Regions from separate parts of the Homo sapiens genome. Here region 2 is linked to region 1. A link is a loop called in an ENCODE intact Hi-C map of the cell type or tissue named here. Cell type or tissue: GM12878. All regions are shown on one strand. Links, peaks and the distances in the headings refer to the core of each region. The heading gives the core; the rest is flanking DNA. Region 1 has its middle 17 kb from the start of RYR3-DT. Region 2 overlaps RYR3 (ryanodine receptor 3).

Region 1 (16,378 bases), core at 5,231-10,230:
CATCACCTAAGTATTGAATATTGGGCTTGTTTGTTTCCTGTTTTTGTTTTTGTTTTTTTAATTTACCTTTTAGCATTCAGCACCCTTTTCCTCTTTTTTTTAATTTTTACTTTTTTGAGACAGAGTCTCACTATGTCGCCCAGGCTGGAGTGCAGTGGCACGATCTTGGCTCACGGCAAGCTCCGCCTCCCGGGTTCACGCCATTCTCCTGCCTCAGCCTTGTGAGTAGCTGGGACTACAGGCGCCCGCCACCACGCCCGGCTGATTTTTTGTATTTTTAGTAGAGACGAGGTTTCACCGTGTTAGCCAGGATTGTCTCGATCTCCTGACCTCATGATCCGCCCGCCTCAGCCTCCCAAAGTGCTGGGATTACAGGCGTGAGCCACCGTGCCCGGCCCCAGCACTCTTTTCATCTTATTGAAGATTGATGTAATTCTTTTCTGGCTGGTTGCACAAATAAAAATTTACCAGCTAGACCACAATTATGTTTAATTGAATACTTTAACAACAACGAAATATTCAACTTACCTTTTGAGTGTTCAGTAATTCTAGCCTTGGCCTGTGTTATTTTGTCACTCCTGTTTCCTAAAATTATAGTTTTTATTTTGAAATCTCATCAGGAATGCTTTAGCATGATCATTAAATAAATGTTCCCAGCTGTGAAGGTGATGCCATTCTCTTGGACACCTTGACTTAAAAACTCCGAGTCATCCAATTCCTGTATCATATCTTTTAAGTTGCCAAGTATAGGTGGCTTTATTTGTGGAATGTCCCTCACTTCCTTCTCCTGTCTATTCCTCTGCCACAACCTGGCAGTAATTACCTCTCACCTGGATAATTGCATTAGCCTCTTGGGAGCCTCTTAATCAGTCACTACATCATGTTCAACCGCCATATTATGTATTTTTTCTCTTAATTTTTATTTTTACATAATTTTAGATGTACAGAAGTTTTGAGAAAAGTACAAAGAATTCCAGAATACCCTACATCTAGATTCCCCATATATTAACACTTTATAACATTTGCTTTTTTCATTCTCTGTCTCTCACTTTTATACACATACATATATGTGTGTGTGTGTACATATATATATATATATATCTTTATTTCTGAACAATTTGATAGTTGCAGACATTATGTTTCTTTACCCGTAAATGCTTCGGTGTACATTTCCCCAAAACAAGAACATAAGCTCAATACAGTTATCAAATCAGGAATTACACTGACACAATACTATTTTCTAATCTACAGACCATATTCAGATTTGGCTGATTATGCCAATAATACCCTTAGCTTAAAAAAAAGATTCCAACAACAGATGCCGGTGAGCTTGCGGAGAAATAGGAACGCTTTTACAATGTTGGTGGGAATTTAAATTAGTTTAATGACTGTGGAGGACAGTGTGATGATTCCTCAAAGATCTAGAACCAGAAATACCATTTAACCCAGCAATCCCATTACTGGGTATATACCCAAAGGAATAGAAATCATTCTATTACAAATACACATGTACGCATATGTTCATTGCAGCATGTTCACAATAGCAAGGACATAGAATCAACGAATCAACTCAAATGCCCATCAACAATACACTGGATAAAGAAAATGTGGTACATATACACTGTGGAATACTATGCAGTCATAAAAAAATAAAAATAAAAAAACGAGATCATGTCTTTTGCAGAGACATGGATGGAGCTGGAAATCATTATCCTCAGCAAACTAATGCAGGAACAGAAAATCAAACACTGCATGTTCTTACTTATAAGTGGGAGCTGAACAATGGGAACACGTGAACACAGGGAGGGAAACAATACACTTTGAGGCCTGTTGGGGGTTTGAGTTGGGGGAGGAAGAACAGTAGGAAAAGTAGCTAATGTATGCTGGGCTTATTATTTAGGGGGTGGATTCACAGGTTCAGCAAACCACCATGGCACACATCTACCAGTGTAACAAACCTGCACATCCTGCACATGTATCCCAGAACTTAAAATAAAAATAAAAATTAAAAAAAAACCCAGATGACACATTGCATTCAGTTGTCATGTGTGTTGAGTTTACTTCGAAGTAATTTCTCAGTTTTTCTTTATACTTCATGGCACTGATAACTTTAAAGAGTACAAGCCAGTTGTTTTATAGAGTAGTGCTCATTTGGAGTTTGTATGATTTTTCTTTTTGCGCGATCTCAGCTCACTACAACCTCTGACTCCCTGGTTCAAACGATTCTCCTGCCTTGGCTTCCCGAGTAGCTGGGATTACAGGCACGTGCCACCACGTCCAGCTAATTTTTGTATTTTTAGTAGAGACGGGCTTTCACCATGTTGGCCAGAATGGTCTCCATCTCCTGACCTCATGATCCTCCCGCCTCGGCCTCCCAAAGTGCTGGGATTACAAGCGTGAGCCACTGAGCTGGGCCTGTCTGATGGTTTTTTATGATTAACATCACTTTTTTAAAAGTTCTACTCTGGCCAGAGAAATAGCTTCAGTTACTGCCTAATATATCCCCAGCAAAGTTCCTTTGTTCTGGCCTTAAGAATCTGACCTTACTACTCTTTCCAGCCTAAGTTTTTATACCCCAGCCAGACTGGACTACACAGTTGACAGTTATCTCTGACTGTTCTTAAGATGTGCCTTCACCCTGGATCATTTTCCTCATTCTCATTCCACCGATTGACCTCTACTCTTCGTCTTTTAAAGACAAATGCAAATGCCACCTGATACGATTTCGCTGTGTCTCCACCCAGATCTCATCTTGATCTGTAGTTCCCATAATCCCCGTGTGTCATGGGAGGGACCCAGTGGGAGGTAACTGAATCATGGAGGCAGTTACCTTCATCCTGTTCTTGTGATAGTGAGTTCTCACGAGATCTGATGGTTTTTATAAGGGACTTTCCCCTGCTTTCCTATGCACTTCTTCTTGCTGCTGCCATGTGAAAAAAGGACTTGTTTCCCTTTCTGCCATGATTGTAAGTTTCCTGAGGTCTTCCCAGCCCTACAGAACTGTGAGTCAATTAAACCTCTTTCCTTTATAAATTACCCAGTCTTGAATATTTCTTCATAGCAGCGTGAGAATGGACTAATACCCCATCTGAAAATATCCATATTTTCTCCCCAGTCATGGAATCATCCTTTCACTTTACTGATCCTCTCTTGCCTTTATTTAGAGTTTTATATTGATCACCATCAAAATTAAAATGGAATTATGAAATATAAGCCTATGAGCACTTAAAAAAAGGAAGCAGTAATTGTTAGTAGCCAGCATCCTACAGTCAGGGCCAGGTACACCAGCATAATGTCATTTCCTTTTGTGATAAGATTGTGACACTGAAGGCTCAGGAAAAGAACAGAGGCATCTCCATCTGAGCAAGGCATGTGACCAAATCCTAAAGTGTGGACCAGGTACAGAAATGGTGAGCTGCACAGATTCCTAGCCCCTGGAACCCTCCTCTCCCAACATTGGGGCCCCCGATCCCCAACCTGAGGCTCAGCCTCGCCCTGTCTCAAGGAAAGAGGCTATTAGGTGGTGTAGCCCAGGTCACAACAGTGGCCAGTCTAACTTAGACTCTGTGTGGTATTTTTAGTCGGCTTTCTTGCTCCTGAAACCAAGTCCCCACTTGGTGTCCAAGTTCTAGTGACTACGTGTAGTTCTTATTTGTCTTCTATGCCTCAGTGTTCATCTGTTACCTCCAGCCCCATGTTTTTATCTTAATTATAGCTTCTCCTAGAAACTGAAGTCCTGCCCTTGACTCATAGCTGGGGCTTTAGATTCTAGATTGTTTCCTTGATGCTAAATGTTTCTTGGATTTCTAAATATCTGCCTCTGTAATCCCTATCACTCCGCTCCCTTCACTTTTTAGAATAAGCCCATTACGGTATGTGATCCTCATTCTCTGCCTTGCCCAGTTGACTACTTGCTTGTTGTCTGTTCCCATAATTTCTAGATATTGCTGCTGCCTGTATCTGGAACTGAGTTCCCTTCAGCTCTGACATGTGGATTGGTCTTCTGATGCCTGACCTCTCCTTTGGCAGGTATACTTTTATGTAGGATCCTTTCTAAGTTGTCCTAACCTGCCATTCCTGACCATAGATAGCCAAACTGTCTCTCATTACTGCAGAGTGTCAGCTAATTAAACATCCACGTATGTGGGCAGTTGACTGTGGGGTCAATGTCAGTTTTGCAGAATATCTTTAGAGGATACTGAAGGGCTCTGGATTTGGTGCTGCTGTGCTGTTCAACTTTTTTGTTTCAAGGGCTAGAAGAAAGCTAGAGAAAGAATGTTTATCAGGTTTTCAGATGATCTGTAGCTCTTGGGAAGTAGTAAATATAATCCTTTAATACTTTGAGAATATTCTAAGACTACTATGAAAGGGCAAGACAAGTAATATACATATTACAATCAATAAATGTAAAGACCTTTACTTAGTTTCTAAAGGTAACTTCTCAAGTACAGGAAAAGAAAAAATATATTACCATAGTGATCAACACTTGGCAATCCAGCAGCACTGAACTATAAGTAACTCCTTTTTACATCATGCTGCTTCTCATTCTCTGGCTTTGACTTGACTTTTCTCTTCCACGAAGATATTCCTTCCCCACTGCTTTCATCTGCCTAACTCCTCCCCATGCTGTAAGACTCAGTCTCCTCCCCAGAGCCTAATTTGACAACCCAGCCTGTGCTATTTGCTTTTCTTCTGTAGCTCAATGTGTTCCTCCTCCTTGTAGTGAACACATTACGGAATAGGTATATGGCCTGTATCCGTCTCCCAGAGGAGGCTGTGAGATCTCTAACAACTGGGGCCAGTTCTTCTTCATCTTTTATATCCAGTGCTTAGCCAGGCCGTGGCACATAGTGAATGTTGATTAAGTGTCTGAAGATGCTGGAACAGGCTTGGTCCTCCTCTAGGAGTGAGCCCATACAAGATCTAAAATTGCTTCAAGTTACTTTTCTGAATTCCACCTCTGAAACCTGCTTTTTTATCCTTGTCTATCCCTTATTGAAGCCATTTCACTTTGGCTGTTAATATTTATCTTGACTTGCTCCTCAGATAATAAGTTTTTAGTTCTCGGTTGCTTTTGGGCCTACCCTCAAATTGGAGTTCCTTCTTTATTTTCTCCTTAGCCTGGGCCCCCAAACCCAGGACAAGGACTGGCCTGTTTACTCCTCTGCCCACATGCCCAGCTTCTGTTCCTGAGACCCAGCAAGGACGAAAGGCATTTCCTCGACTAGCCCTGTCCTGCCCCCTCTCTCCTCCCACCACACACCATGCTCTCTTTGGCTAGGATGATGGCTGCAGCAGCAGGGCCTGAGGCTTTAGTTGACTTCAAGTATAAGACAAGCTATCAGCGTGTTATAGCTGCAAGAAAAGCACATGCTTTTGCATAATTCACGAGTACAGTATAATAAATATCATGAGAGGAAGCGACTCCATTACACTCTAAATAGATAGATCCAATTCAGGCATCACATTTAAGAATCATACAAATTTAGTTCCTCTACAGAAAGCAAACCAGAATGCAGAAAGATTTTCAGGCCCTCTTCTGGAAAATGGATAACCCAGGGCTACACGAGTTCAATATGTGAATACCTGTTATAGAAAAAAATGTTAGAAATAGCATAGCTTTCTAAGTAGAGATTAAATTAAGTAAAGATTTTTGCTTAGTATAAGAGAAATTTCCTCTCAATAAGAACTATTCAAATGCAAATGACTGTTTTTATAGATAATAGTCCATCATTTTATATGTATAATTAAAAAATATAATATGTAATTATATATAATTTATAATATATACTTTTATATTTATATCATACAGATTATATATATGCTATATTTTTTAAGAGTGTTAGGAACAATTCTTGGATACTAGATATTCTACAGAATATTTATGTACTCTTGAGATAGATTGGACTACATAATCTGTAAGATCCCTTTAGCTTCTGAAATTCCAATCCTGTTAATGTATAAAGCACCCATGTCAGCCTATTTTCTAAATTTATACATGTCTTATTGGTCCTACTATATTGCAAGCTCCTTGAATACAGGGATATTATATCTAATTCACCTTTGCTACCCTTGTAACAGTACATACATATTATACAGACTTGCTCAATAGGCATCTGATGAATAAATGTATGAATGTATGGATGGATGGATGAATGGATGGATGGATAGATGAATAGATGGATCAAACAAAAACCATGTGGACTTCTCTAAGAGATTTTATGTGATCTTGAGAAATCCTTCAATTTCTTTCTCCAATTAATGAAACGAACATTAACTAAGGATCCGACTACCTGCAGTGTTAGAGGAAATAGTAAATGTGTAATTTAAAGACGCTGGAAACGTACAAATGTTAGGCAAAAACAGTAAAACAGTATTTTGTTAATGATATTTGTTCCTGTCTCAAATCCTTCTATTAAAATTTAACTTTTTTTCAAATTATGGAATTTTATAGCTGACATTGAAGGCTCAGATGCATTTTTATCTGAGATTAATTTTTTTTACTATGCCATATTCTTTGTAAGAAATCTTCACAGGGCCATAAAATCTTTTTGTGGCATGGGTTAGAATACATTAACTCAATAATATGGCTTTAGTTATACTGCCTAATTTCAATGTGAGAAAAAATACCAACTTCACTATTAATTATTAACAGTAGCAGAAGTAGCATAAACACATGTTTGTCAGGGCTTAAAGCAAGATACTATTCCTTTATTCCCCCTAGGATTGATATGAATTTGTCCTCGCAGTTCACATCTGTTGGGTTACGTGCTGCAGCCCCAAATCCCACCTGATTTACCCTATTCACAGCTACAGTAATAGCAGGGTGAGCTCCTGACCAAAGCCAGATCCATCACAGCCCTTTTCCTCAAAATCTGAGCTTGAGATTAAATATCAGCCTCTCTCCTCATAGCTGTGCCTATTACATGTTAAATCTGATGCTCACTTCTGCCATGTTTCCCAATGTATTCCGAATAATTGAGGAAGTCTTCCTGGCTATTTGTTGTTTAAATTGCCTTTATAATGTATATGTATATATTATTGGGTCTCTGCTGATTGTAGTCTTCTGGAGAGCATTTATTAATTGAGATTCTTTGGGTTACAAGTAACATTGTAGGTAGTTTAAGAAAAAATCGTAAATCTAGCTTAAGGCTATTGGTACATCTAATGGAATCCAAGACCACAGAGCTAGATAGACGGTATCAGCACTAGCACCCTGCCTGCTGATTAAGCCTGTTGCTTGGACAATTTTCAAAATTCAATTATTCACTTATTAAAATTTTTTCTCACCTCCTGTATATTTGCAGTGATTATTGGCCCTTTTTATTTTTCAAGTCCATTTCAAGTAGGTTTATGAAGATTGTCCTGGCTGAGGTCATCTTTTTATAAGCCAGAGTGTTTTATTTGCCATTAACAATGAAAGCGTATTTATCAAACATGCTATCAATCTCAGTAACACAGAATCCCTATTAATGACATATTTCTGATAGAACAGTACAGTGAATATTACTTAGGTTCTTCAAGATCCCAAATTGCTTCCTGAAGTCTTTACAAGAAATGAAACAGAAACTGTAATTAGGTCTTTAGTGTTTCTTCATTCCATTAAAAAGTATCAGTTTGTATTTGCAACATATGATAGCGCCAACAGAATATTTAATTAGCTCAAATCTAAGGCATTGCAGAGGATACACAGGCTTTATCAGAAGATAGATTAGCTCTGTGCCACCAGAGGGCGACCTAACCTAATTATGTGGAAGTGTGAGACTCCGGAGGGGTTAAAATCTAGAGTGAGCCCTAAATGGTTGAGGGGCGGGAAAGGAATTACAAACAAGAACATATACAATGGAAAATTAGAATCAGCACACACAAGCCTACAATTTTCCAAGTCTTCCTAGTCATAGTTTCTTGCTTCCGAAAAACTTGTTTCATTCATTAAGGACATATATTAACTGTTTGCTACCTGATATTTTAATGCCTTGCCTTGGCTATTTTTAATCCTTGCTATTGCCTCATTGCAGGCGGTGGTCATCATTTAAGTGTTTCTTTAGGTTAAATAATTATGTAGAAAGTAACGCACTGCAATATTTGTAACTCACTGCCTAAGATGGAAAGGAGGCCCTGAGCCACTCCAAACACACAGGGACCCTCATGAGGCATCATCCCATTACTGTCCCTGTTCGCTTCCCCACTGTTATTATAGCAACTGTGCTCTCATGGTCTAACCCAAATTCCTAGCAGTATAGTACAAACCCACTTTCTCCTCTTTTGTCTTCAGTAGTGATGGGAGCAGCTTGTGACACATACAAAAAGTTTTGTTATATCCTTTCCTTGGACTTTTATTCTTCCACTGAAATCATGTGCATTCTTTTTAGCTTATTTTCAGACATTATATAACATTGCTACTTTCTTTCCAATTTTCCTGTTATTTTGATGCTCTCTTTTAAAACAATAGAATTGCTTGTTTTAAAATCATTATAACTAATAACAAAAATAGTTATTCTGGCTGATTTCATTTTTAGTTTTCCTCTCGTGGCGTCAAGCAGGAGTCCATCTGTGTGCCATTGGTGAAATGGTGGTGTTTACTTTGGTTTTCATTCAAACACATATCAGAGCCAGCCATTCAGTCTGAGTTCATCCTGCCTTCTATTCCTTCAGCAGGCGAACATGAAAGCAGAGTCTCCACGCCCGTCTCCAGACAAACAGCCTATCGCTGCCTGAAATCGGTGCTTTGATTCTCAAATGCAGCTACTGGGCAACTCACAGTCCCCTGCGTACTGAAGGCAGTTTCCTAGGCAGACCACCGGCACAGCCCAGACCGCAGGGGCCTGTGAGCGGACGAACCTCTGAAGTTATGTGGCTGCTGTCCCGAGTGGTGTACACGTTTCTCACCGCATTCATCCCTAAGAATATCTCATGGAGACAATCTTTCCTGGGAGACAGGTCACGCAGCGGTTGCAATAGGTGTGACAAGCTTCCAAGCTATGTGTCGCACTGCAAATATGTGGGCATTAAGGAGTGTGTTTTCCTGGCTCCAGACCCGAAAACTAACTCTGCCCAAGATAACTAGCTGCCCCAGGACTCAGGGCAAACAAACAAACATGCTGCCCGGCCAATGCTGTGTCCTTTCTGCTCTAGCGAGAGAAGCTCCTGTTAAAACACAAACACAATCTTGTTGGATAGTAGGGGATTGTCGCAAACTCACACACAGCAGACGGTCAAAGTGGAGGCATATTTTCTTTAGTGAATAAGAGATTCTTTTCCTCCTTCTATTTTCATTCTTTGGGCTGTCGATGAGGATGAAAAAGAAGCAAGACATGATCTGCTTTTTCCATTCCCATTCTTAGCAAGGGCAGTGGCAAATAATTGGTCTCTCTAGAGCGTAGCATATTAAATATTAACTACCAAATAAGAACAGAAAGTCTCTTTCCAGCCCCATGATTCTGCCTAACACAAAAAAGTAGTTAACATTTTTTCAGATCTTTTGCTGTGTCAGGCACCCACGCTAAATAAGTACTTGGTATACATTATATCATTTAATTTTCACCACAACCTTTTCAGGTAGTATTACTGTTATTCCCATTTTACAGATAGGGAAGTTGAGGCCGGTCGAGTATAGGAAATTTGCTCAAGTTCTCACAGCTGGTAAGCTATAGAGATGAGCTTTGAATCAGCATTTGTAACCATACTCTAGTCAGGACTTGAACAGTGTACTAGAATAGAGCATGTACACAGATAGGACACATTGGGTTCTATTCACCAGTCATAAATCTTCACTGAAGAACTTATGCTGTAAAAATAGGTTTCATATCCTGCCAGTTTCTCTAACTGAAGGAAAATTCCAGAATCTGATGGGCTTTGTGGTTCTATGGACCAATGAAAGGCACCAGGCTGCAGAGAACAGGTTCCAGCTTGAATGGTGCATGGACGTTTCTCCTGTCTGTATCTCTCACCAAGTGAACTCACATGACAGCTGCAATGGCTGTGGGAGGGTGGGTATTCCAAACTGCTCAGGTTTTAGCCTTGAGGTGGACATTAATCTTCTTGAGCTGTAAGACAGATGCCCCCTTATTCTAAATTAATACATTTTATACAATTGAAGATTAATAGATATCAATCAATCCATACCTACAGAGTATGTATCCGGCATTCAAAGTCTTGCTGGATTCTGTAGAAGATAAAAAAATATATACACAACATGGCTTCTGGTGTGAATTTAGCCATTAGCAAGAAGGAGAGGACTCGAGGTTCCATGGCCACTCTAAGCTGTTCCCAATTCCTGGGGCCAGTCACCCATAAAGGCACATTTTGCTTTTTGTTTCAGCAAGACCATAATCAATGGTATACAACAGTGGTTACTCAACAAGCTTTTTGCTCTTAGGATTCCTTGGACTCTTAAAAATTGTTGAGAACCCAAAGAGCTTTTGTTTATGTGGATTACATCTAATAATATTTACCACATTAAAGATTAAAACAGGCCGGGCGCGGTGGCTCACGCCTGTAATCCCAACACTTTGGGAGGCCGAGGCGGGTGGATCATGAGGTCAGGAGATTGAGACCATCCTGGCCAACACGGTGAAACCCGTCTGTACTAAAAATACAAAGAATTAGCCGGGCGTGGTGGCGGGCACCTGTAGTCCCAGCTACTCGGGAGGCTGAGGCAGGAGAATGGCATGAACCCAGGAGGTGGAGCTTGCAGTGAGCCGAGATCGCACCACTGCACTCCAGCCTGGGTGACAGAGCGAGACTCCGTCTCAAAAAAAAAAAAAAAAAAAAAAAAAAAAAGAAAGATTAAAACAGATCACTTAAAATATTTACTTATAAGTTATTTTAAAATAATGATAATACATCCACATGTATTTTATGAAAAATGACTGCATTGTTCCCCCAGATTAGTGAGAAAAATGTCATTGTTTTAGATTTTTAAAAAATATTGTATTGAATGGCCTAATAAAAGACAGCACAACTCTATCTTCTTCTTCAATTATAATCTGTTGTGACATGTTGTTTTGATTCAAGTATATAAAGAAAATATGCTTCACCTGGGTATGTAGTTGGAAAAGGAGGATCTAGCCAACTTCCTGGAAGTGTCACAGAGACCCCTAGAGGTCCTCAGGCCACACTTTGAGACCAGTTATCATTATGTAGGGTGTGGGCACAGGCAGCTTGCATGGCTTAACATCAGCCTATGACCATGTATTGGTAAAAATATAGAGATGTGGTATGACTCTGGGTGCCCTACAAGGCAGCTACCTGAATGGCAGGATTTGAGAAGCATGATGAGGTCCTCCTGCCCCAAATTATCTCCCTTTCACTGGCTCCTCACGGTGCAAGAGCCTGATGATTAGTTTAATCTTTGGATGAAGACACTGAATGCTCCAATTTAAATTCAGATTTATTGATCATCCTTTAAATAAACTTGTATTAAGTGACATAAATGTGCAAGACTTGGAGCTAGGAACATAACTGTGAATAAGAGAGAATAATAGAACAATTGATTAGTCAGTAGTTTCCTGAGAGAATGGAAAATAGGATAAGCAAGTGTTGATTGTATGGAGTGGCAGAAAAAGTCTAAAGAGGATATTATCAAGGCCTAATTCAGGCCAAACTAGAGGTGGCCAGCGTGGAATGACTTGAGGGATATCTGGAATTCTCATCTGGGGAAAAATAGTATCTTTGAAAACTCAAATGAGAAAATTCACTTCTTCTAGTTATTCAATTCTTTTAAAATGAAAATATGCCTCCTTCTCCCTATCAGTATAAAGACCACTATCAGAACTATTGGATATTCCTGCCTGCTGTGTCATTCAGGACTCAACAGAATACACACACACACACACACCCCACACACACATACCGATTTACTGCAAGAAATTATGCAACAGGGAGGCTAGGCATGTACAAATCTGTAGGGCCAGTTAGCTGTCAAGAAGGGCAAGCTGGAAACTCCTGGGCAGGAGACGATGTTGCAGCCTTCAGGCAAAATATCTGCTTCTGCAGAGAAACCTCAGTTTCAACTAATTAGATCAGGCCCACCCAGATTATCCAGGATAATCTCCTTTACCTTAAATTGACTGATAGTAGATATTAATCACATCTACAAGATGCTTTCACGACATGCCTGGATTAGTGCTTGGTTGAATAACTGGAGATCATAGCTTAGCCAAGATGAGACATAAAACTGACGAGTGCATTACTTTATTGTAAATTTTTCAACTTCTCCTTCCCTAAAATGTTTTATAAATTAAAAAAATTCAACACCTAGGGACTAAAAAATGAAAAGAAAAATACAGAGCAGTAAGATAGAAAGAGAAAGCTGGTCAAGAGGTGGGGAATGGAAGGAAGAGAGACAAGGAAAGCCTGGAAACTGCCACAGAGAGACATGCAAAATTAGAGAGGGGTGAGGCCCAGGGACAGGAACAGAGAGGAAAGGGTGACTGTTCCGGAGTCTAACTGCTCTTATCACTAACTTTAAATTAGGAATTCGAGAAATAATCATTATTCATAACTCTTCATTTTCCTTATTCTTGGTGCTGAATGGAATCGCTGTCTGAGTTTGCCAGGTAGGAAAATATAACTCTTGGAGCTCAAGTGACTGGAAACTTACTAACTTTAAATCCTAGCTGGAGCTGGCCTCTGGGATACAGCTTCCCCATTCCTGCACTCTCTGTTGAGACAGGTTTGGTTCTTGCAAGTTTGCCTAGGGAAAATGTGACCTGTCTCTTCTTTTGGTCAAGGTCTCGAGCTCTGTCGTCAGACCGTGCGGAAGGAATCCTTTAGGATGGTCCCAGTGAACTCCACCTCTTGATATTCATGCCCTTTGTGTTATCTCATCACTGTTAGTGTGGGCTGAGGCTAATGATTTGCTTCTTATGAATACAATATGGCAGAGTGATGTGATATCACTTCTGCAATTAGGTTTGCATCTTGCTTTCACTCTCTGTCTGTCTGAATCTTCCCATGTACTTGTTTTAGTGAAGCAAGCTGCTATGTTGTAAGTCACCTTATGGAGCGGCCCATGTGATAAGGAACCAAGGATGGCAAATGACTTGAGTTCTGTGCCTCAGTTAACTCATTTGTAAAACGTGGACAGTAATAATAATACTGACCGCATAGGGCTATTGGACTAAATGACTTAATACATGTAACCAGAATAGTGCCTGGCACACAGGAAATGTTAACTTAATACTACTACTACTACAGATACTGCTCTACTATTATCATTCAAAGTTCAGAGAAAGATCACCGTGTATATCCTTCTAGAGAAAAGCACAATGTTACTGCTGGGCAATTAAGAATAAATGCTGCCTCTTAGGGATTTAGTCTTAAATTTTCAACATCAGCTTCCCAAGCTTCTGCTAGCTTCATGCAATTCTAATCTTGGAATGGCAATGTCCTCGTACATAGATGGCCCCTGAGAGCCCAGTGCCTTGCTGAGCCCAGAATATTCAAAAAGATTTCCAAAGTATTTGGAAAATATCTTCCACAGATATCTTTTCCCATTTGTTCTTTTTATCACTTTGTGATTTTTACCCAAGGATTTTCAGTGCCTGGTCAGGGAGTTACCTACTAAAAAAAATAGACAGGACGTCTGGCCTCAGAGACTGGCGAGGAATCACTTAAATGGAATGCTGAGCAGAGACTGCACCTGCCCTGTCATTGATCTACTCCAGAATCTTGCAGTGCTTTTGCCTCAAGGGATTCTGACTGGGCTGCAGGGAATGGAGGTGTCAGACCAAACTGAAGGGTCATTATTGGTCATGTCTCTTCCCTTAACTGTACATCAAGGCTAATATTTCACCCTCTCTACTTTTCTTTCTTTCTTTCTTTTTTGAGACGGAGTCTCCCTCTGTCGCCCAGGCAGGAGTGCAGTGGCGCGATCTTGGCTCACTGCAAGCTCCGCCTCCGGGGTTCACGCCATTCTCCTGCCTCAGCATCCCGAGTAGCTGGGACTACAGGCGCCCGCCACCACACCTGGCTAATTTTTTGTATTTTTAGTAGAGACGGGGTTTCACCATGTTAGCCAGGATGGTCTCGATCTCTTGACCTCGTGATCCGCCCGCCTCTGCCTCCCAAAGTGCTGGGACTACAGGCGTGAGCCACCGCGCCCGGCTTACCCTCTCTACTTTCTAAGCTGTCTTTTTAGGAATGAATGAATGAATGAATGAATGCCTCAATGATATCATTAACACATCTGTTATGACGAGAGGAAGCTTCAGGTAATGAGTATATTTGATTTTTTAAAAACCTGCCAAAAGGTAACAGATGGAATGTTAAGTAATAGCTAAATAAGCCTTGCAATTTGGCAGAAATGGGCCTGAACTCAGAGTTCAAGGAATTCTTCTACTTCTAGAGATCCAAGAATGCCATAAATGTACCGTCTGTTGACCAAGGCAGGGAAGCCGTCACTCAAGTGGATTTCAATCTATTCTCATTTGTCCCTTCCCAAACTGCTCTCCATAAGCTTGCAGCAGTTGCTGTGTAGCCTTAGAAGTAGTATCCATAGCTGTGTTGATAATGAGGAAGAATAATCAACCTCTAAATACAAGTGCTTTGGATCAATCTGTAGGATCTAATTTGACTATCTCAAATCTAAAGTAATTAAAAGAGTGTTTTTTTCTTCTCTGCTTGAACTGGAGACATTAAAGCATAGTGATTTGGTTTGGCTTTAAAATTAGATAGACTAGGGTTTAAATCCCAGTTTAGCTGAGAACCCTTAGGGAGATTTCTTTTTTGTTTGTTTGTTTTTTGAGACAGAGTCTCGCTCTGTCGCCCAGGCTGGAGTGCAGTGGTGCAACCTCGGCCCACTGCAAGCTCCGCCTCCCGGGTTCACACCATTCTCCTGCCTTAGCCTCCCGAGTAGCTGGGACTACAGGTGCCTGCCACCACGCCCGGCTAATTTTTTGTAGTTTTAGTAGAGATGGGGTTTCACCGTGTTAGCCAGGATGGTCTCGATCTCCTGACCTCGTGATCCGCCCGCCTCAGCCTCCCAAAGTGCTGAGATTACAGGCGTGAGCCACCGCGCCTGGCCGAGAACCCTTAGGGAGATTTCTTAACCCTTACTCTCAGTCTCCTCATCTGTAAAATGGCAGTAAAAATGCCTACTTCACAGGGTTGTTGATAGCTATTATCATGACATGAGAGAGAATATTTAACATGGAAGGGCAGGGCAGGGATAGAGAGAGGATGAAAGCTGGATCTACCTCTGGAAGTGATGATTTTTGAAGAACGGCATTGCCACTCAGTAAAGCACTTTGCCTAGTCCAGCATAACTGAGGGGTTGCATGAAGCAGCAGTCCCGGCCCCAGGCCTTCCACATGACAACCAGCATCTCAATCAGGGGAGCTCTCGGGCCCAATCATTGTATCTTTGCCTCTGTTCTGCGAGCCTAAAAAGAAATCATCCCATAGGGCTAAGCTTAATCTTGTTTACTCATGGGAGCTCCTTCTGACCACCTCAGCCAGTGGTAGTCTCCCTGGACACTCAACTTCTACTCCACTCCCTGGACACTCAACTTGCATTGCTGCTTACTTTACTGTACTATGTTCATATTTTGTCTTTGAAACTAAGCTGCAGTTCCTTGAGAGAGGTAGATTTTTATCTTATTTGAATCACTGCCAGTGATAGTATACTCATTACCTGAAGCTTCCTTTCCTTATAACAGGTGTGTTAAATATACCATTTTTATGTTCTTTGAATCACTCCCAGTATTCACAAATGCTAAGAACTGTGCTCCCCAAATTGGTCTGCGAATCCCTAGGGTTCTGTAGAGCTGAGTCAGGTACCTCACCTACTATGAGATCACTGGGCACCCAGTGCCAAATCCTGGGACCCCCATCCACATCTCTCCCTGCAGCTTCAGCCGGAATAGCCTGTTTTCATAGGTTTTGCCTTTGGTTGTCAGTGGTGATGATGACGATGGCATATTTATTGAACATTGGGTTTCCTCCCATTGTTGGGTATTTGGCAGCCCAATTTCCAACTGCCCAAGGGCTTTCTCTGGCAGCTGGAGCAGGCTGAAGGTGCCAGAGAATTAACACCCTGGGAGCAGCCTTCACCCAGTGACTGACCGGAGTTAGCGTGTAAATACCCCAGCTTCCTTGTTTTTCTGAGGGTGACTCTGAAGTGCATGTTCCTCACTAGTTCCCAGAGTTCCCCAGTGAGACTGGGCTCCTCATGCACAGTGGTAACCTGCTTGATAACTTGCTCCTTACTGGCTTCCTTCCCTTTCCTGTCTCACTTTCTCACTCTTACTGGTACTTTCTGGGATCATCTCCGAAATCAGGGTCTGCTTTTGGAGAAACCAGACAGTAAATCAGCATCCATCTGCTCATTGCCAGTCACTGTTCTAAAAACTTTATAGATGGCCGGGTGTGGTGGC
Region 2 (16,378 bases), core at 5,621-10,620, 380 kb after region 1:
GCACTTTGGGAGGCCAAGGCAGGTGGATCACAAGGTCAGGAGTTCTAGATCAGCCTGGCCAACATGGTGAAACCCCATCTCTACTAAAAATACAAGAAATTAGCTGAGTGCGGTGGTGCGCACCTGTAATCCCAGCTACTCGGCACCCTGAGGCAGGAGAATCACTTTAACCCAGGTGGTGGAGGTTGCAGTGAGCCAAGATTGCACCATTGCATTCCAGCCTGGGCAACAAAGCAAGACTCAGTCTTGAAAAAAAAAAAAAAATCCCTGAGACAAAAACTAAAAAGAATGATAGATTGGCATGAAACCCCCTCTCTACTAAAAATACTGAAAATACAAAAAAAAAAAAGAAATCAGCCGGGCGTGTTGGCGGGCGCCTGTGGTCCCAGCTACTCGGGAGGCTGAGGCAGGAGAATGGCGTGAACCCGGGAGGCGGAGCTTGCAGTGAGCCGGGATTGTGCCACTGCACTCCAGCCTGGGCAACAGAGCGAGACTCTGTCTCAAAAAAACAAACAAACAAACAAAAAAACTTGTAGACAAAATTAAAAGCTGACCAAAAGCTGGGCCAATACATGTAGAGTATAAAAGTATATAAAAAGTTAAAAATCTAGAGGTGTCCAAAGCACTCAGGGGCAAATTTTTTAAAGATAATTACCCAGTAGAAAAATAGAGGAAAAACATGGATGGGAAATTTATGAAATACAAAATAAAATTAATCTTTATGTGTGAAAAAACAAATTTCAACCTCACCAATTAAGCATAAATTAAAGCAACAGGGATAGGACATTTTTCACCCATTCAATTGAAAATATTTGAAAATGTGTTAACTCTTATTACTGTAACGAAGATGGCATAGTAATACACACTTGTATAAACTTGTTAATAATGCAAATTGTAAGCTTTCTGAAGGGCAATTTGTAAATTCATATAAAAAAACATTAAAATATGCAAACCTGTTCCTCTAGTCATTTTGCTTCTGGGAGTTTATTCTAAGAAAATAATCAGAGACATGAAAAAAAATTATTTTAAAGGAAACTCAAACCAGCTTTATAAGGACAAATAATAGAAACAAATATGTCATAACAGAGTTAATTTTACATAAATTATAATTCTTCCATATAATTACAATGCACCTATTAAAAATTGGATTAAGAAAGTAAGAAAATGTTCAAGTAACATTAAGTGGAAAACTCTGGTTTTTAAAAGGTGTATCTGGAATGTGATCCCATTCTGTGCGTATACCTACATAATGTCAGGAAGACATTAGCTAAAATATTAACAGTAGTTATCTCGGGGTGGTGGAATCACAGTAAATTTTCTTATTTAGGTATTTTCCAAATGTTATACAATTAATAAGTTACTTTTAGAATCAGGAAAAGGTGAAAGCTACTTGTAAATATTGGCCACTTTTACCAAAAAAAAAAAAATCACTAAGTAAAATAAATTTGAAAAGAATGTAAGTGTCTGTCTAAGGCAGGATCTGAGTTCCCTTGGCCAACATTGAGAACCAACTAGCTATTCTTCTCTTGCCTCTCAAAGATCAACATGCTGCTTAACTTTCAACTGGGAGAGAACTGCCCCTGCCCAGAGGAGATTCGGGAGGAGCTGTATGATTTCCATGAGGACCTTCTCCTTCACTGTGGTAAGCTGCCCAGAGAAAGGCTTTGTCCTTTTTTTACAAGAAGAGTCTGTTTTTGATTCCTTCATTAGAAAGCTAGTGGGAGGTTGGGAAGTTATTTTTGTATTTAAAATTGCAATACTGTCTTTCAAGACGTGACTATCCTAGCTACTTGTGTCAGAAAAGATACAGGAAGTAACCCTGACAGAATATATGACCAAAATTCCTTCTACCTAAAAGAGCCTGTGCTGAGATATAGAGAGGAAACAGGGTTTCTAGCAAAAGAATGAAGACAACTGATCCTTATATAAACCTCACCTAATTTGCTTAAAGTTAGTTGGGACTCTCAGCTTCCAGGTGAGACAAGATTCTGATCTCTTTGCTTTTTAGCTATTAGGGGTGTGTGTGTGTGGGGGGGGGGGGGGGTGTGGGTGTGTGGGTGTGTGTGGTGTGTGTGTGTGTGTGTGTGTGTTTAGTAACTTCTGCCCTTAAGGCTTCTCAGCCAGCAATCTCTACTTGGATACGTACCTACTGGTTTTAAGCAGCTCTCAGCATTTGTGTTGCTTGTACATGGGTAGGTTTAATAATATATGGGTAATTGACAAGCTTTTCATTTGAAATAACTCATTGTTAACTTCTTCTACAGATTCTAGGGCCACGTCCCCCAAACATTCTTCCAGAGGTTTCAACACTATAAGAGTGTATGTAATCCCCCTTACACTCTTTCAGAGGTTTTGGGGGTACAGATTCAAAACACATGTTTTAGGATTAAACTTACTTGTTGTTCTGATAAACAGGAAATCAATATTTTTTTTTTCAAAAGCTATAAGATAGGTAACTATTCACGAGAATAGTATCTTTAGAAAGCCTGTAGTATCTTTAGAAAGTTCCAGAAGGATGGGAAGCAGTTTTTTAAATGTTCTTTGTGACACTATGATGGTTTCATGCACTGCTTTGGATTTTCACCCTGTTCTGTGGCTTGCTAGGGGTTCCTTTGGAAGAAGAGGAAGAGGAGGAGGAGGACACCTCCTGGACAGGAAAACTCTGTGCCTTGGTTTACAAAATCAAAGGCCCACCCAAGCCAGAGAAGGAGCAGCCGACGGAGGAGGAGGAGAGATGCCCCAGTAAGTGACATTGCCTTTAAATGACAGTGTGCTCTTCTAAGACTTAATTAATGTAACTTTTTTTAAACAAATACTGTAAGATAGATAGGGGCTGCTTAACTTCAAAGAAAGCATCTGGGCAGTATGTTATAATTGCTGGTGGTTCAGTTACGTATTTTGGGTTCTGCCTTTCTTCTGATTGAAGAAACTTACTTTCATACTGTCCTGAAACCTGAGATGGGTTGCTTGGTGTCTGTTCTTGCTGTCGTGTTCTACTTAGAGGTGCCTGTAAATACATGTCTGTTCTTCTTTTAGGTTTCCATAGTCTTCCTCTTTTAACCATTATTGTTTCTTAACGATTATTGTTTCTGTCACTTCCCTTTGTGGTTCCTTAGCATTGAAAATTGCCCCAGAGAGAAAATAAAATAATAATAAAAGAGAGTTTGTAAAGGATATAGGATATGAGTTTGGGGGGGTTGTTTTTGGATTTGGGGTATGATTTTTGAAAATGTAGCATCCTAGAAACTTTGACTTCCTATTTTTCAACAATGCCGAGCTTTGTCTAGATTTATCTCTCTAATCCTTATACTATAGATGACTCCTACCGTTTTGACCCATGATGAAACAAGATTATAACTTGTTCTGCAGGGCTGTTAGACTATCTCTAGGACATGAAATTTCAAGAGGAAGATTGTCTTGTCTGAGTATTATATATAATCAGTCTACTCCTTGGTACAGATTCAGCAAATTTATCATTTGTTTAAAGAAGAAGGAATTTCTCAGGTTTAATATCGTTGCTTTTTATCTTGTTACCTATTCCTATCCATCTTGGAACACCCTTTCAAATCGTAGACTAGAGCAATTGACTGTCAAGATAGGATCAGTTTGTCTGAAAACACTACTTTGGGGTTCATACATCTTACTGCCCTTACTGCCCTTTATATCGACCTTTCAACTTTGTCAGAATATCTCTGAAGGGAACAAATCTCACCATTTGTCATCGGAAGTATTGAAACCTCTGGAAGAGTGTATGGGGGACTTGGCAATGGCAACCCTTGATAGGGTAGTTCCATCAGTCACTCTGGAAAGGGCGGGTCTTTTGTGAGGATGTGCCAGCAGCACTCTAAAGCCACAAAAACGTGAGTTTAGGCTCCCTTTGTGGTTACCGCCAAAGGAGAACTGAAAATAGGCTGAGTTACCCATATGTCTCCTATATCACCTGCTGAGAGTCTCTTTTGAAAGTGGTTGCTTCTTTCCCACCTTCTTTTTCTTTTTTTTTTTTTTTTTTTTTTTTCCTGAGACAGGGTCTTGCTCTGTCACCCAGGCTGGAGTGCAGTGGTGTGATCTCCACTCACTGCAACCTCCACCTCACGGTTCAAGCGATTCTCCTGCCTCAGCCTCCCAAATAGCTGGGATTACAGGCATGCGCCACCATGTCTGGCTAATTTTTGTATTTTTAGTAGAGACAGGGTTTCATCATGTTGGCCAGGTTGGTCTCGAACTTTTGACCTCAAGCAGTCTGCCCTCCTCAGCCTCCCAAAGTGCTGGGATTACAGGCATGAGCCACCACAGCTGGCCCTTTCCCACCTTCTTTTTAACAGAGAGTTTGTCATGGCTGGCGGGGGGTGGGGTCCCACCAGGTGACCATTTCATGTGAGGTAAATGGAGTCAGTCAGATGAAGTCACTTGTCACCTGCCTCTGTGAAGCCTCCCCCTACATCTGTGAATGGTGTTCGGGCACCAAGGATTGCAGTCTGCAGCCCCGCTACCTCAGGCCTCAGGCACACAGACCACATTCTGTCTGTCTTGGCAAAACACGCACACCCGAGAGGCCAGCCCTGTATGAGACTGCGTGTCTTCACCTCATGCTTCTTCCCTTCCACAGGAGGAGTTATGAGAGGTTCACGTTTCGTGTCATAAGTACTCTATCTTGGGATCCCAGAAATAGACGAAATGGTTGAGGTGATCAGGCATGTTTGGCTTCTCTGCTGAATGTTCCAGACATGATGAATCCCCTCACTCAAGCCTGGCATTTTAAAATAAATTCTAGAGAGTGGTTTAACAACCACCACCCCCATAAATTGTTTTTAATATGATCAGATGGAGACAAGGTTGCTGATTACAGAACCATATGCATTAAAGGGTCAAAATCCTTTAAATTATTGGTAATTTTGTTCATGCTATTGCGTATCTGATTTCTATTACCCTTGCATTTGATGAAATAATAAAAGTGTAGATAGTGTTAGAAACGTTATACAATGAATTGGCAGTTTACTGAATACTTCCACACATATTCATTTACTGCTGTTAGTTTTCTACACTCCTCCATTGTATAGTTGGGGGAAGCAGGACTCAGAAGAATTAAGGGGTACTTGTTTATTCTTTCTACCCTTACCCGTTCCAGAAAAACGTCCGGGTGTCTGATTGTCACCAACCTAAGGTACGTAAAGTGAGTAAAGCTATGGCTTGAAGGCAGGTCTTCTGTCTCTTTGTATTGTGCTGTGCTTCTCCACTGTACCCTTGCCAAAGAACTTACCAGCATACATACCATGAGCTACAAACACATTTGGAATGGCTTTTTAAAATCACTCTTTTTATCTTGCCTACTACATCTGTGAGATATCTCACTGTTTTGACTCAAAATCTGAACCCAACGGAATTCAATGTTTTAACATTTAAAAGTTCACCAAACCAAGGATCTGAATCATTTTCAGATAAGGTGGTGGTGGGCTCACCCCGCAGTCCCTCTGCTGTGAGCAGTTGATGTTGGCCAATGACCTGCAGAGAAGCCACAACTTTTCTAGGAAAGAGAGAGCAACAGTGTCCTGAAACTCACATTCTGAAATCTGCTAGCTGGCTCAATGTTGAAGGGATTTGCCTAAATTAACTCCAAGCCATATTGTTAATGAAAGCTGTTACAATATTATCAAAGGATCAAATGATAATGAACAAGTGAAAAAATCTAACAATAGTAGCCACTGTACTAAGTCACTTTTTTTTCGTATCTCCATCCAGAAAATTCCCTAGAAAATGTTTTGCTTGTTCCTTCTGGCCAGTACTTTTCCAACGCTGCAGTTTAAGCAGCATTTCCTTCAATGTAAATATATAGGCATTGAATTATTCTTCCAGAAGAGGCTGACCATCTATTTCTCCTAAATTCTAAAATTAACAAAATAAAAACCATCTGTCAAATTTTACAGATTAAAATTCGGTAAATTCTTGATCTCTGCCATTTGTTGAATGCTTTCCCCATGGGAGAAGGAAGCTCCACGCTGGCATCTTATCTCTATGCTTAGAGGTCTTGAGATGACCCATTGCAATTCAGCTTTGGGTGGCATCGGTTAAGAACTGAGTTATAGGTGAGCATGGCTGAGTCTTTCTGAAGGAGGTGAACATCCCTCTTCTGTCTTTAGCCCTGTGCTGTTTGCCACAGAATGTTACCTCTCGCAGAGATTAGGTGGCACTCTTGGCCTTGAATAGTGCCTGCTCTCCCCTGCCACTCTTCTCCTAATGAAGACCAGAACTGGAGGTGACCTTGAACCTGTCAAGCCCCAAAGTCCTTACGTATGTTACCTCTTGCCTATTCACTGAACAGCCTAGGAGCCCTAAACCAAAATTCTCTCCCAGCTAAATGCTGTAGCATGTTTAGTGCTGAGAAGAAGAAAACATCTATACGAAATAAGTCCTAGCCCCTCAACACAAATACGCACATGCAAAGTGAGATAACTTAGTAGTAAGTACATCTGCAGAGCTCAGGCAGTATTTCTAAGCCTCTTCTCTAAATTCTCTCCAAAGAGCCTCTCCCTAAACACACACACACACAAACACCTCCTCTGTGAAGTCTTTCAAACTCATTCTTTTTCCCTCTACCCCTTCCATATTGTGGAATTTCTAGTAGTGTATGTATGACTTTCCACGTTATGTGAGGTACTTGTATATGTGTTTGTTTTCCTCACCAGGTCTTAATGCAGGGAACATGTCGTACTTGTTTCCACACTCAGCTCTATGGCACAAATCTTTTTGACCTCCAACTGAATATTGGTTACTTGAGGCTCATAAAAAAGAAGAAAACAGGGACCTTTCAGAAAAAGGAGGAAATGGGTATGGCTAGGCAACTCAAAATAATCATGAGGTTGGATGTATTGTAATAAAAGTACAGACAAAATACAGTAGGTGGCCAGAGGAGGAGATTGGGAAATTGTCTGTGAAGAATGTAGATGGATGGATAAAATAAGAAGGAAAAGGCATTTTTAATGAAAAAAAAAAAAAAAGCTGCTTCAACAAAGGCCCATGTGCAGCAAAGTTCATGTCATATACAGGAGTGGCAACAAGTTGAGAATGGCTGAATTATAAAAAGAATAGAATGGGTCAGAATGGAAAAAAAAAAAAAAAAGAGTGGTGTTAGAATATAGAACATCTTGAAAAATCCAGTGGCTATAGTCCCAGTTACTGGGGAGGCTGAAGCAGGAGAATGGGGTGAACCCAGGAGGCGGAGCTTGCAGTGAGCCGAGATAGTGCCACTGCAGTCCGGCCTGGGTGACAGAGCGAAAATTCTGTCTCAAAAATCCAGCAGCTAAACCGTATGCAGGCTTAGAGTGTTACTCTTTGTTATGCCCATGTATTTTGTAATATTTGGTCTCCCAGTTGTGGGGAGGGAGGGGCTAACACTTACGTGGTACCCACTTTGTCCTGAGCATTGTCTTGAGCACTTCCATAAATATTACCTCGTTTAATTCTCATGAGAACAATCTGTAATACACAATTCTATTTCTATTTTACAATTGAAACTGAAGTAAAGACAGAGTAAGTAACTTTCCAAAATCACACAGAGGTGGCATAAAACTTCAAAACTTTGTCAACCTGAATTCAACGCCCATCCTTGTCACTTATGTAATAACATCCTGCCCCCTATAGGCAATGGCTGTGAAACGGCTTAAGGACTAAATGATTAATTTACTTAACAGTACTGAGATAGTTATGAGCACAGGGCTCCGGAGTTAGGCTACCTAGTCTTAAGTTATTAACTTCTCCCAAAATTCATGATATCCAGGAGACTGAGCATGAGACAGCTTCTCTGTGCCTCAGTTTTCTCATCTATAAAATGGACATGGCATATACATACTTACCTCATTGGGTTGATATAAGCATTACATTAGTTAATATGTGCAAATTGCTTAAATGTGTGTCTGGCATATAGTAAGCGCTTAATTTTAACTATTTTTTGGCTATCGTTTGTTGATTACTTGCCATCTTAGGCACAAATCAAGCTGCTTTAGCAAGACAATAGTCTTTTAATTAATGATTTAGCCCTTACCAGCTTTGTGTAGCCCTCCCTGCAGCAGGGAGACATTGGGAACAGGAGCATCCATTAGGATTTCATCGCAGTGCTCTGGGTGAGAGGTTCTGAGGACTTGAATAAGGCTGGTATGGTAGCCAGGATAATTGCCCCCCAAAGATGTTCACATCCCAATTCCTAGAACCTGTGGATATGTTAGGTTAAATGGTCAAAAAAAATGCAGATGGAATTAAGAGTGCTAATCAGGAAATCTCGATTATTGGAGTTGACCCAAAGTAATCCCAAGGGTTCTCAAGAGTGAGAGAGATTGACAGAAGAGAGCCAGAGATATGCAACATGAAAAGGGTGTGGCTTAAATTTCCTGAAGGAAGGGGTCATGAGCCAACAAATGTACGCTGCCTCTAGAAGGTAAAAAAAAAAAAAAGGCAAGGAAATGGATTGTCTCCCAGAGCCTTCAGAAAGGATTGCACCTTGTCACACCTTGATTTCAGTCTAGATCTGGGGCAGACTTCTCATCTATAGAATCATAGGACCGGAAATTTCTGTTGTTTTAAGCCACTAAGTTTGTGGTAATTTGTCACAGCAGCAATAGAAAAGGTGGTGACAACAAAAAGTATTTTTGAGGTGTCAGACATGTTAGAGGTAGGGTTGCCATATCCTGGCACCCAGTTAGAAATGTGAAGAAGAACAAGGCATTAAAGAGAGCATTATAGTCGCCTGAGAGATGGTCAAGTGCATAATGGACATGCAGATGGGGTCAGTGTGGGAACAAGGGCAGAACTTTACTTTTATTTAGCTCCATAGAGGTTGCAAGAAGATTTTTTCCACACAGTCTGATTTGCCTTGACACCCTGCATGGCAAACAAAACAGATATCATTAGTCCTAGCTTAGAGATGAGGAAACGGGGACTCCGAGGTGTTAAGCAACTTGCCTACCTCACAGGTGGCAAAGCAGGCATAAAAACTCATTGTATTGGGCTCCTGGAATGGTGCTTCACAGTAATCGATGCTTAAAAAGTATTCTGTGATCTGTTGAATCAATCATTGTCAGGCCCTCTCTTTTGGTAGCCTGTGCTTTAGTGATGGGGAAGAGAGTTTGGTTCTCAGGAGAGAGAAAGTCGAACACTTAATTGAGTACCTCCTTTGTGCCCGGTACTGCGCTTGGCACTTCACCTTACCTCGTTTGATTTTATTCTCGCAACAAGCAACCAAGTATAGTGACCTCTAGGCTCCCATTTTATGCACTAGGCAACTAAGCCTGAGGGTAGAAAAATAATTCGGACAAAGTCTTGCAACAAGTAAGAAAAAGGCCAAGATCTGAATTGCATTCCGTATCCCGGACCCACACTCTTTCCAGAGCACCGGGCAGGGATGCCTGGAAAGGGGGCCATGGGGATGGAGAGAGGGGGATAGGGAAGCATGGATGTTTAGGGTACATGGCCAGTGGCTTGCCTCATAATCACTTATTCTCTATATTGAAACTAAAAAGCAATTCGATGACTTTCCCAGCTGAGTGAAGACAGAGGCCCGAGGTCCCTGAGTCCTTCGCTGTGCCATCTCTGCCTCATCTTTATTTCAGAGGCATCTCTCCCTAACACATCAGCAGACGCCCTCTGTCCTCACTGTGCTCTTTTCCCCACCATCATCATCGGTCATTTAATCGCCTACATGTATTGAAAAACTGATTATGAGGCTGGTTGACAGATTTCAAAAACAGGCTAATTATCTTAGTCTGATGGATGAAACCCCTTGGGACTCTAGAGCAGGACTGGCAGAATCAGGCTGCAAACACAGTCTTACTGGCTTGCAGGGCTGCCTCTGTCAGATATGGGTATCTGTATCTGTCTGGCTAGGGAAGCAGTTCTGGGAGTGAAGCATTTTGCTTCTGCTCTTGTCTCCATCCTTAGAGATGTGGAGGCTCTGCTCAAGGTAGAAAACCACAGACGGAGGGAAATTTAGAAACAGATTTAGCAGAAATACACACCTGTCACGAGCCTATCTAGACACAGCCTGTCCTGAGAGCCAAGCTCTGTGGGCCAGTATGACTGGGGCAGTTTTGTGGGATTCACAGCCAATCACGGATAGAGTCAGGAGGCTCCATATCCACTACGCCTTCTGGACACCACCTATTTATAGGAACTTAGATTTGTTTATTCAATTGAAGCGTTGCTTTGCCTAAAGAAACCATAAAGTGAGGCTTGGGTTAAGAAGGGCCATCATCGTTGGGGAAATTCCGTCCATGCCACACCTGTCTTGTCAGTTTTTACATGGTAATGATGAGGATTGAATGATCATTCAGGCACAGTAATAAAGAGTCGGACACAGGAAGCTCTTAGTAAATGTTGGCTATACTATTTGATATGGTTTGGCTCTGTGTCCCCACACAAATCTCATGTCGAATTGTAATCCCCACGTGTTGAAGCAGGGGCCTGGTGGGAGATGACTGAATCATGGGGGGGAGACTTCCCCCATGCTGTTCTCATAATAGAGTTCCCACAAGATCTGGTTGTTTGAAAGTGTATAGTTCTTCCCCCTTCATACGCACTCTCTCTCTCCTGCTCTGCCATGATAAGATGTGCTTGCTTCCCCTCTGCCTTCCACCACAATTGTAAGTTTTCTGAGGCCTCCCAGCCATGCTTCCTGTACAGCCTGCAGAATTGTGAGTCAATTAAACCTCTCTTCTTCATAAATTATGCAATCTCAGGTAGTTCTTTATAGCAGTGTGAGAATGGACTAATACATTATGATAATGAGAGGTAGGATGTTCTAGAAGGCAGTTTGAACTTTTATTCTTCAGCCAAGGAAGCCGATATAGAAAGATAGAAGTGTACATACCCAAAAATTAAATACAGACCTGAGATGTGTCCTGCTGTTTCCTGTGGAGCCTGGGGCCAGCCCTATACCATCACGCGCCTCGAGGGGTCTGACAGCCAGTGCCTGTTCCTGTGCCCTGATAACATGCTGTAAACAGAGCAGTTCTTCTTATCACCCAAGAACAATGCTCCGGGTTATCTTCACAGGTTTTTCCTTTGACTGCAGAGAGCCTTGTAACTTTATTCTGAGTAATCACAACATCCTTGTTCTAGCAAAATGAGGCCAAAATGGTACCTACTGCACAACCTGGGCCAGAGAGGCCCTGGGGAAGCACAGAGAAATTTGCATGATGAATTCTTCAAAAGTCCTCTTGAAGTCCATGGATTTAACTTTTTCCCTGACCTTCTCTGCTAATAAGTAGTAGATACTTGATGACTTTGTAATTCAGATCAGACTTTTGGCCTAGAGGATGCTCTAGGGCACAGACCACAGAGGGCATGAGTTCCCCTCCCCCCCGCCCCCTGTAAATCTTCCCTACTAAATCTAGAGGGTGTTATTGCATCACCTGACCCCTGACACAGGAAGCTTCATTTCTCTGCCAGCAATCAGGACAGTCATCAAAAAGGCCATCAAGTTGCCACAGCTCATCTCCTCGCTGTAAATGTTTAGTGATGTGCAGTGATGCTTTGATAATGGCCACTTACTCACCATAGTGAGTAACCACTGGAATTTTGAGATTTTATTTCTTCATCCTCAGGTTTTACTGTTAGGAAAAGCAAGCTGGGTACCATCAAAATAGGGCATTAAAATGTGGTGGTAAAATTCTTGATGCTCATTAATTTAACCCAATGAAGCCAAAGGCTTTCATTTGCCATTTTAGTAAACTGACACAACCCTTTCAAGAGCTCCATGGGTCAGATAGAAATAGAACCATGGAATATTAAGCCACAAGTGACTTGACTTCATAGAAGGGCACAGAGACACAGAGAGGTAGGTGACTTGCCCAAGGTCACATAGCCAGAACTAGAACAAAGGACTCTTATTCCCTGACCAGTACTCTTGTTCCCATACCACACTTACATTCATTTTCTTCAACATAAATTTTGTATTGCTAATTTCATTTTATTGGTGAAGAAATCAAGGCTCTGGGAAAATGAGTAATCTGCCCAGCTGAGAGTCAGAAAAAGAACTAAAGCTTTATGATTTGGGAGATTTTATTTCTGAATCCATTTTATGGTTTATTAAAAGAGCATCATCTAGATATTATAATATAAAGTTAAAGCATTAATAAAGATAACTGTTTTTCTGAGTTTTATGGAGCTATTGAGAGTAAACAGCTCTCAGATGGTCAGGTAGATGTGCTTAGATTCCAGCAGCATGGGTTTGAATCCAAACTCTGACATTCACTAATTGATTGTAATATTAGGCAACTTCCTTAACCTCTGTATATTTCAGTTTCTCTATATGAAAAATGAGAATAATAGTAGCTCCTATCCTGCTGAGTGGGGGCTAGGGAATATAAGGATTAAATAAAATAGTGCTCAGCTGGATGTCCTGGTACTTGGAAGTTTGTATACCTCAGCTTCTGAAATGAGTATACAAAGCATAGATCATAAGAACTTCATCTCCACATTTATCTTTTCAGATGCGTTCAGCAAACGAGCAACAGGAAGCCCAACTCAGGTAGAATAGCCATTAACAGATTTCACTGGCTGACATCTGTGAGTTTAGCGATGGAGCCAGCCAAGGACTGAGTTCATCCAGTGGCTCTGCTCACTCTCCAGGCAGTCATCTTGCTTCTTGTTCCAGCTTTGCCCTCGAGCTGGCAGAAAGATGGTGGCTGCAGTTCTGGGCCTCATATCCGTGCACTACAGTGTCCAAGGGAAAAGTGAGAAAGTTTATCCTGCCCTGGTATTGCAAGCAAGGATCCCGAGATCACTTTTGATTACAAAAACTTGGTCACAGGCCAATTCGTGTACCAGAGTGTGACCTAGAAAATGGAACATGCTAGTTGACTTAAGTCAACAGGGTCTATTTTTGAAATAAGTTTGGGTCATTTTACATTCCTGAGGAGCATAGGCTGTAAGTTGGAGAGGCAGAAAACTGTGCAAAAGCAGGGTTCTGTTAAGAAGGAAGAAGAGACAAACGGGTGCTATGTATGTGGTCAGTAATATTCATTATGCATGATGGTTACATCTTCAGCGTCTTTAATTTATTCAGGGGTAAATGTTGACATGCAGCCGGTTCTGGCTCGTGATTTTCAGAGGGAGAACAGGGCAAAAAGAAAAGCTGTGTTCTAGAAACTGGAGACTGTGCTGTCTGTAATCTACATACGTTACCTAATGGTGCACAGCAGTTCTGCAGTAGGTGCTTTCTGTGTTTAATGTCAGCTCTGGCTTCTCAAGAGCTCTGAGCCAGATTCAGGCAGACCTCAGTTACCTCAATAGCCCTGCAATTTACTCCAGCTGCCTCAACAATACATAGAAGACTGTATCTCTCTTGGGTCCCAGTTTCTGTGGGCACATTTGTCATGGCTTTCTAACAGAGACTCTCCAGTCTGGTTTGTAGCCTCAGAAAAGAGTTAACCATCCTCAACCCAAGACTTTCTTAACAGCTGGAGTACGTTAGTTTTCTACTGTTGCTATAGCAAATTATCACAAACTTAATGGTACTGCAAACAACACAAATTTACCTCTTACGGTTCTGGAGGTCACAAGTCAACAGTAGGCTAGTAGGGCTGCATTCCTTCTGGACTTTCTAGGGGAGAATATACATTTCATGCCTTTCCCAGCTTCTTCACATCTGAAAAGTCTCTTTTGTAAGGTAACATATTCATAGGTTCTGGTAATTAGGACATGGACGTTTGGGGGAGTTGGAGGGACATTATTTAGTCTACTACTGGGAGAAATAAAGTAGAGGTCAAAATACACTTGTTCTTTACACTTCAAAATTATCTACCACCTGTTCATGCCTCCAGAGCATTTACAGCATGCCACAAGCTGACTTTTCAATCACTTAGAATTTAAAAATAAGTGTACATCCTTTACATGCACATAATTATTTTTCTTTTCCCATTGTAATGTGAGCATTATAAATTGCTTTCTAAGTGTAACCTAAGTGTGGTGCAATTTTGTTTGCTCCCTCTTCTCAAAGTGATTGGATGACTTTTTCTTCCAAACTGACCCAGATTTAAGAGCACTCACAAAGATACAACACCAGCGTAGGTTTGAGATCTGTAAGCTGCAGGGATTTGCTTTGCCAGTGGCCAACCTCCACTCTTCGATCATAATGTACTTCATTGCGTGATGGCCACTTGGACTGTGATCTAAATTTGGAGGAAGAAATAAAAGATTATTTACAGACCCCTGCAGCCTAAACATTTAAACCTGCACCATGAAAATAAGTGACCTTTCCTTTATGGTAGTTGGCATTGCAAAGCTGGTTATTTTACCATTTAAAAAGGAGTTACACCAACTTTGGTAGGTGAATCTTTAGAGAATTTCTCATAAGGGTCACACATGGTGGGCTTGGTTTCTAAAGTCAGAGCAGAAAGTTACAAAACAACAAGTGGAGCGCAATAAACAACTTAACAATGAGTGACACCTGGACTCCAAACTGATGTACTAAGGCTAGCTCAAATTTAAAGACCCTCTAACTCTTTGTTATTATGTAAAAGGTCTGACTAGTCCAAAAATTAGGTAATGAGTAGGTTTTTTTTTTTCCTTTTTGAAATATCCCTCAGGCATCAAGTCTCCCTAAACAATACAGTGCCTTGGAAATATTTCCATTCTGAGTTAGCCTGAATAATCATTTAAAATGCAGCTTATACATCATATATTTGATATCATTGCCTTAATGTGACTACCCCTAATTACGCTAATTGCAAAAGTGAAGTGAATTAGAATGTTAATAATAATCTCATAAATGAAGCCATTTATAATTATCAAGGAAACCATCTGTACATGACTAGCTTCCCTAAGACATTCTGTTCAAGAGCATTTGCTTTATTTCTCATCAGAAAACATGTGCCTGGCAACATATTTTTCTTTCTTGTCCCTTTTTGAAAAGAACAGTATATTGTAATCCCATGAACCGAACCATCGAGTGCACTTGGCAAGGCCTTCTTGAGATTCTGCTAAGTCAGTGCATAAAAATCCTAGAGATGCAACAAGGTCTGCTGAGGCGTCCTTACTATGTGTGGTGGTTCTGAGTGGGGTTAAGTGGTGTGCACATGCATGTGTGTGTGTGTTGAAAGAGTAAGACGGGCCATACCTTGTGGCAAATGGTAGATTTAACCTCTTCACCTCAATGTCATCTTGCTTCTGATGGCTGTCCCACTTTGAGAGTCATGTTTCCTTTTTTTTTTTGAGATGGAGTCTCGCTCTGTTGCCCAGGCTGGAGTGCAGTGGCGCGATCTTGGCTCACTGCAAGCTCCGCCTCCCGGGTTCATGCCATTCTCCTTCCTCAGCCTCCCGAGTAGCTGGGACTACAGGCGCCTGCCACCATGCCCGGCTAATTTTTTGTATTTTTAGTAGAGATGGGGTTTCACTGTGTTTGCCAGGATGATCTCGATCTCCTGACCTCATGATCCACCTGCCTTGGCCTCCCAAAGTGCTGGGATTACAGGTGTGAGCCACCGCGCCCAGCCGAGAGTCATGTTTCTTATGAATACTGAAGTATTTTGTAGTCACTAAAGGGTAGCATTTCTAAAGATGAACTCAGTAAAGCAACAGAAATAAAATCAGTATTTAGTTGTAACTCTTCTTAACATCTCTAATGCTCTTTGTTTATGAAAGAGATTCATGTATATTCACAAGAAATAAGTCCCTCCATTGCTGTTTGAAAATCCTACCAAAATTGGGGAGTCCATTCCAAGATGGCCAAATAGGAACAGCTCTGGTCTGCAGCTCCCAGCATGATTGACACAGAAGACGGGTGATTTCTGCATTTCCAGATGAGGTACCTGGTTCATCTCACTGGGACTGGTTGAACAGTGCGTGCAGCCCATGGAGGGTGAGCCAAAGCAGGGTGGGGCATCACCTCACCCAGGAAGCACAAGGGGTCGGGGGATTTCCCTTTCCTAGCCACGGGAAGCCGTGACAGACTGTACCTGGAAAAAGGAGAAACTTCCGCCCAAATACTGCGCTTTTCCCAAGGTCTTAGCAACTGGCAGACAAGGAGATTCTCTCCTGTGCCTGCCTCAGCGGGTCCCAGGCCCACGGAGCCTTGCTCACTGCTGGAGCAGCAGTCTGAGATCGAATTGCAAGGCGGCAGCCTGGCAGGAAGAGGGGCGTCTGCCATTGCTGAGGCTTGAGTAGGTAAACGAAGCAGCCAGGAAGCTCGAACTGGGCAGAGCCCACCACAGCTCAGCAAGGCCTACTGCCTCTATACACTCCACCTCTGTGAGCAGGGCATAGCTGAACAAAAGGCAGCAGACAACTTCTGCAGACTTAAATGTCCCTGTCTGACAGCTCCGAAGAGAGCAGTGGTTCTCCCAGCACAGTGTTTGAGCTCTGAGAATGGACAGACTGCCTCCTCAAGTGGGTC

The links. A loop is a pair of places that touch in the nucleus more often than their neighbours do. Peaks named below come from ENCODE experiments on the same cell type or tissue, not always from the same donor. Only the 100,000 strongest peaks of a DNase experiment are listed, where the experiment ranks them.
Region 2: a loop joins it to region 1, with 10 times the contacts of the local background. A loop is called at or near these places in 10 of 110 quality-filtered maps.

What each region holds. Positions count from the first base shown.
Region 1 is chr15:33,285,172-33,301,549 of GRCh38, forward strand. No RefSeq gene overlaps it. Among named protein-coding and RNA genes, the nearest start is that of RYR3-DT, 17 kb to the right of the region's middle. In GM12878, for the core only: a CTCF peak has its summit at 7,729 (motif pointing right); no DNase peak of the experiment used is centred there; H3K27me3 peaks cover 120 bases.
Region 2 is chr15:33,667,815-33,684,192 of GRCh38, forward strand. RYR3 (ryanodine receptor 3) reads left to right here. Exons shown (of 104, transcript NM_001036.6): 37 at 1,540-1,642; 38 at 2,605-2,742. Among named protein-coding and RNA genes, the nearest start is that of CHRM5, 290 kb to the right of the region's middle. In GM12878, for the core only: a CTCF peak has its summit at 7,633 (motif pointing left); a DNase peak (open chromatin) is centred at 7,635; H3K27me3 peaks cover 270 bases.